Regions from separate parts of the Homo sapiens genome. Here region 1 is linked to region 2. The links are chromatin contacts, found by Hi-C or POLR2A ChIA-PET in ENCODE. All regions are on one chromosome and are shown on one strand. The core of a region is the stretch at or near the end of the contact, and the rest is flanking DNA. Distances in the headings are between cores, read along the strand shown. Region 1 overlaps NOS1AP (nitric oxide synthase 1 adaptor protein). Region 2 holds the start of NUF2 (NUF2 component of NDC80 kinetochore complex).

Region 1 (3,006 bases), core at 412-2,911, 970 kb after region 2:
CCAGAGGAGGCGAGATGGAGGTGGAATGCAGAGGCAGGTGACAGGAGAAGGTCACTGTCCACTGAGACAGAAGGGGGGGACAAGCAGGGCTGCTGAATGGTGAAGTAGCCCTGGCTGAGCTTGGGGATCACAAATGTGTAATCGGTCTGTGGGTGGCAGTTTTCTCCAGTGCTGTTCAGTGTCATAGGGCAAAAATGAAAAAATACTCCTGAGTTAATGTAGAATTGGGGTTTAGCCAGATTGGTACAGTCAAATGAGCAAGGAGTTACAAGCTCAGTCTCAAAGTGCTTGAAATGGCCACTTTTTGCCTTGAAACTGCAACAATAACAGCTTAAACTTAAACAGCACTTAGTATGCTTCAGGCACTGCACTAGTTTTATGTGTATGGGCTGAGTATCTCTATCTGAAATGCTTAGGACTACAGGTGTTTCAGATGTTAGAGTTGCCTATTTGCATATATATGAGATATCTTAGAGATGGGACCCATGTGTAAACATGAAATCCATTTATGTTTCATGTGTACCTTATATAGCCAAAGGTAATTTTACATAATTTTGTGCATGAAACAACATTTGTGTACATGAAACCATCAGAAAGCAAAGGTATCAAGAGTGGAATTTTCCACTTGCGGTGTCATGTCGGTGCTCAAAAAGTTACCGATCTTGGAGCATTTCAGATTTTGGATTTTCAGATTAAGGATGCTCAACCTGTATTAACTGATTTATCATCATAACTAAGAGGTAGTTACCAGGAATTGCGGGGAAGGGAGAGATGTAGGTCAAAGGATACAAAGTTGCAGGTATGTAGGATGAATAAGGCCAGAACTCTAATGTACGACACGAGGATTCTAGTTAATAATATCATATTCACAATCTTTGCTAAGAGAGTAGATGTTAGGTGCTTTTCTCACATTAAATAAAAAAAGTTTTATTTTCAAAAAAGGTCTATTTTGCCAAAAGGCTCCAAGCCCTTTCCCATGTTGGACTGTCTGCAGCTGGGGGAGGAGGGTCACCTCCAGGGGAACAGGGTCTCACCCAGGAAACCCTCTCCAGAAGGAGTCAGAGAAGCAGTATAGGGCACAACAGGGCAAGTGCCACAGGGGCAGTGGCTCCACCTGGCTTGGAGTCCCAGGGATGGCCAAGGGCAGCTGCTGCCAAATGATACAAAAGACAAAACTCCCCCAGGGAGGGAACAGTAGTAAGAACAGGGAAGAAAGAAAGACAGGCACAAAGAGGGAGAGAGGGAAGAGGCACACAATGAAAGTGAGCAACATCATTGAAAGCACTGCTGAAAACGATGAAAAGACATGACAAGACAGCACTTTCCAGCTCCTCAGAGTAAACATGTTTTTTCTGCACAACGGAGGGCCTGCTGACGTGTCAGGTGGGGCAGCTCCACTGGAAAGATAAACATTGCACTAAATGAAAAGCTCCCAAACATGAAGGTGAGATTCTCGTAAAAAAAACAACAGCCAACAGTTCAACTCTGGGCGCTCAAGGTGTGCCATTAGGCAACAATCTTAGTAGAGTCAAAAATGCTCTGGGAGAAGCATTTACAGTAAGAAGAAACACATTCCTAGCAGTTTATAGACAGTGAAAACGTGTGTGGGGCTGTAAAAAGGAAGTGACTAATGGGCTAGGCAGTAAACAGCCTTCCTTGATAAGAAAACATTTCCAATCCCAGAACCAAATGCTAATTCCAAATGCTCAGACTCAAAGTATGGTTTAGCTTCATGGCCTCGGCACTACACAATAACCAGAGGGCGTCCAGTTAATCATTTCACTTGGACCCGTCATAAAATCAGTACTGGAGAGGCCTTGTCTAGCTCCCTCACTGTACAGATGAGGTCATGTATTCTGGAGTCTGCATTGGAAAACTTAATAAACAGTGGGTACTTATAACATTAGAAAACTCGATAAACAGTGGGTACTTACGGAGAGCATATTATATGCTAGGCATTATGCTGCTTTACATACATTCTCTCACAATACCAGAGAGATGAGAAAACGAAGCTCCAGAGAGAGCATGAAATTTGCCAAGGATTAGCCAGCTGAAAGGTGGTAGAGTCAGGATTCAAGTCCCAGTGGTTCCAGTGCTGGAACCCAAACCCTCAGTGGCTCCTCTAGCCCATGGCTCCAACTCTCTCTCCATCATGCCATTCTGTCTCTTCATTTCTGTGGTTGTTAATTTTATGTGTCAACTGGGCTAGGCCACTACCATACCAAGGTATTTGGTCAAACATTATTCTAGATGTTGCTGTGAAGGTATTTTTTTAAGTGAGATTAACATTTAAATCAGTAGACTCTGAGCCAAGCCGATTACTCCCCCATAAGGTGGGAAGACCTCATCCAATCAGTTGAAGGTCTTTTTTTTTTTTTCCCCTTTTTTGGAGTTGGAGTTTCGCTCTTGTTGCCCAGGCTGGAGTGTAATGGTGCGATCTCGGCTCACCACAACCTCCACCTCCCGGGTTCAAGCAATTCTCCTACCTCAGCCTCCCCAGTAGCTGGGATTACAGGCATGCGCCACCACACCCAGCTAATTTTTTGTATTTTTAGTAGAGATGGGGTTTCTTCATGTTGGTCAGGCTGGTCTTGAACTCCCGACCTCAGGTGATCTGCCCGCCTTGGCCTCCCAAAGTGCTGGGATTACAGGCATGAGCCACTGCGCCCGGCAAAGTTGAAGGTCTTAATAGAGCAAAGGCCGACCTACCTGGAGGAAGAGAGAATTCTGCCATATAGGCCCATGAGCCATCTCTGTCTTTCTCTTTCTTTATATGTCCCTAACACAATTTCCATCACCCCACAGGTCCTCTCCTCACCTACACGAGCAGGGGAGAGCCCTTGCTGCCTCCCTTTATATTATTTAACATATCCAGCCCATGCTTGATCTCCTTGCAGAGACTCAGTGCTCTGTTGGACATCTTAAACCTTGAAGAAACTATCCTGGGCCTGATGGGCTTTTTTAGAATGGACCCAGGCGTTTCTTCACATAGAATATCAATTCCAT
Region 2 (2,987 bases), core at 392-2,891:
GCAGGCACACACTACCACGCCCTGTTAATTTGTGTGTGTGTGGAGATAGGGTCTCACTATGTTGCCCAGTCTGGTCTTGAACTTCTGGGCTCAAGTGATCCTCCCACCTCAACCTCCCAAAGTGCTGGGATACAAGCATAAGCCACCTTGCCAGGCCACAGAGCTGGGATCTTTTGGAATCCAGATTCTGATGCATCACATATTAGATGTTCCCTTCAGCATAAATATGCATTCTACATTTTCATCTAAGTCACAGCCTTAAAAACTGTTCATAAAAGGACTGGACCAAAGAAAGACTTCAGAAAAAGTCACTTTTCCAAAAAAGCTGCATCTGAATTAGAGAGTATTGCAATAGAAAGCGTAGGTGTAAAGTATCTTCATAATTATTATCACTTGTTCCTCTCTTCTCTAATGTTTGGCACTCTGCTATCAGATTAATCCTTATAAAAACACTTAACGCATCATATAATATTTGTATGAAAATACTTCAATTACTCACCTTACCCACCACATCAAATTCAAATTTTTCTGCTAGGCTTCTAAACCCTTTAATAATTGAATGAAATTTCTGCTCCAAGTTAGTCTCCTAACTTTCCCAAACTTCCAGTATTTCCTTTTGGAACCTCCTCCAATATCCAAATTCTATCATTCTTTCGAAGTACAATTTCAGTTACAATTTATTCATTAACGAGAGATGAAGACACTTTCCAACTACATAGTTTGAGCTCCTAGGTGGGATAAAGTATATAAATGACTTAATATATATGCAGTAATACTCTGTCTAACGAGTAGCAAAGATTAACCTATAATTACTCATCTGGTTTCTCATTTATTTGCAGCACCACGATGCTGAGCAGAGTGAGTAGGTACTAAAAGTACTCTGTTAAATTTTACACACTTCGTTTTGTTAAAATAAACTATTTGTGGACATCACAGTTCCACGAGGCAGAGATTAAACAAAAATAAACAGAAATGGCTCCCAACTTCAATGAATTAAGTAAAACGTTCCTTGAACTTTTAAAAGGAACAATGATGGCGTTATGCATGCGTAGTGCTATATATGCGCTGCTCTTTTCCTTTGAATTTTGGATTAGGTGTGATATTTTTACCTTTTCATTCATGGTTTTGGATTTGGTTAAGAAACGTTTGGCAACGGAGATGTGTAAAAAGCTGACAAGCATCTGCAGCCAAATAAACCACATTACCACCGCCTTTCCAAAAATCACACATAAATGTATGCCTAACTTGAACAATTTCAGCTCAAGCTCGTCTTCTTCGGTCTATGCTGCACCAGAAAACACCCGTTAGTTTAGTAGGAACTGAGCTCTGGTTGTTTCTGGGACTAACATCAAATAAAAAGTAACGACGGGCCCGCCCCTCACCTCCCAGGCTCTGGTTTCTTCCGCCTCCTCCCACCGCTGAGCACGACGAAAACACCGCCAGGCCCAGCGTCCCGGCACCTGCCCGCGCCTTGGGATGGAGAAGGCGTCTGTCTGCAGGCTTCCTTCCTCCGTCCTCTCGCGCTCACCTACAGTGCCGGCCGCCGACAGGAAGACGGCGAGTTCGGGGAGCAGCTACAAGCAAAGTCAAAAATCAGCAAACGTCAACCGTCATCACTTTTCAAACTTGCCGCCTCCTACTGGAAGTCCCGCCCCATTCCGCCAAGCCCACGTCCAACCGCGACGGATGCCGGTTGGGCTCAAGAGACGCCAGGCAGGTGGGACTGGAGTTGTCATGGAAGGGGCAGGGCGCAGGGCGGAACCATTGCTCGCGGAGCTGGCGTCGAGTCGGAACCTCGGACTGCAGGAAGTGGGAGCACCGCGGTTTCGGGGAAGAGACCGGGGTTGAGCGTCTAGCCCATCTCTGCGTGACTTCCGCCAGCGTTTAGAGCGTTTTCGGGGTCCGAGTTGAAGAGCAAAACCAAGTGAAGGAAACTTCACTAAGTTCAGGGTGACAAGGGAGGAAGTACAGAGGTAATTTATAGAATTCCAGAGTAATAATAACTTGTTGAACATTGATTATGTGCCGGGTTTTGTTAGATGCTTATAAGCATCATCTCATTTAGACTTCATTAAAGGGGAGAAAAGGGATAGTGGAGAGATACTATCATCCCCTCAGGTGAGGGCTCTGAATCAGAGAATGCAGTTCTCTGCGCACAGTAGTTCACAAGTAGCATAGCTGGGATATGAACACACATCCTCTGACTCTGTGCTCATAAGCACGACTTCAAGAGGTGGAAGGAACATAACAGTTCATCTGGTCAAATCCTCTCGCTTTCACCGATATGAAAACTGGACTCAGAGAGAAGTGATTTGTTAGAAGTTATACAGTAAGTGGGACTGTAAAGTAGAAACCAGGTCTCCTGATTTTAGCTTCTCCCTCTTCGATCAGTGCTTTTCACCTCTGAACTGTTCCCCAAATTTGCACATTCCTGAGTGAGTTGCATTCTTCAGATAAGGGGCCCTGAAATCTGTATTTTTTTACATGGTATTTTGTTTGTTTGTTTTGGCAAGAGTGGAAACACTGCATTTAACACAAGTTAGGAAGCCATGGCAGGCCTGGTTGTCAGGGGAGAAAGCCATTAAGTTTTATTGAGGTTTGGGACAGGAGAAGACGTAATAGGACTTGTATCTGGTCACAGAGTAGAGCATCATCTGGTGACAGTCGTGTGTTGGATGGGGAACCTGAACTGAATTATGTGAAAAAAGTGCTAGAAAGGTTGTATTGAATGTAGACACAAATTCCGCTGCTTTGTCCTGTCCTGAAGAACTAAACCTATTGATAGTGAAGTCTATACCAATTCTAAATAAAAATACATTTCATATCATTAGTTCAGGGCTTTTGTCTTTCCTTTCAATGTCTATTTACTGATGTAAGTCTCAAAGTCGGAATCTAGTAAGACCCAAAAGGACATTAAGAAAATAGATTTTAAAAAAATATTAGAGTCAGTGAGGAAAGCAGAAAAAAGAGACCTGTCTCATTGACAC

Evidence for each region. A loop is a pair of places that touch in the nucleus more often than their neighbours do. ChIA-PET counts read pairs that join two places held with the same protein, here RNA polymerase II (POLR2A). Pooled maps may share reads with other maps.
Region 1: a loop to region 2 is called in a pooled map, with 5 times the contacts of the local background. The contact joins the enhancer-like site here to the promoter of NUF2 in region 2. A Hi-C loop is called at or near these places in 2 of 168 maps with a recorded cell type or tissue (natural killer cell and prostate gland), 1 of 37 single-sample maps with no recorded cell type and 6 of 50 pooled maps. POLR2A ChIA-PET finds 5 or more read pairs at or near these places in 1 of 52 experiments (CD8-positive, alpha-beta T cell).

Annotation. Positions count from the first base shown.
Region 1 is chr1:162,348,571-162,351,576 of GRCh38, reverse strand. All of the region lies in intron 6 of NOS1AP (nitric oxide synthase 1 adaptor protein), which reads right to left. Among named protein-coding and RNA genes, the nearest start is that of MIR556, 7.5 kb to the right of the region's middle. Within about 2 kb of position 1,661, at least 9 of the 41 ENCODE cell types and tissues checked have a DNase peak (open chromatin) inside an H3K27ac peak, as active enhancers do.
Region 2 is chr1:163,320,608-163,323,594 of GRCh38, reverse strand. NUF2 (NUF2 component of NDC80 kinetochore complex) reads right to left here and starts at 1,641. Exons shown (of 14, transcript NM_145697.3): 1 at 1,383-1,641. It overlaps LOC127814295 (a long non-coding RNA gene), which reads left to right and starts at 1,860. Exons shown (of 5, transcript NR_182654.1): 1 at 1,860-1,973. It also overlaps a transcript of RGS5 not described here. RefSeq lists enhancers at 1,422-1,651, 1,692-1,901.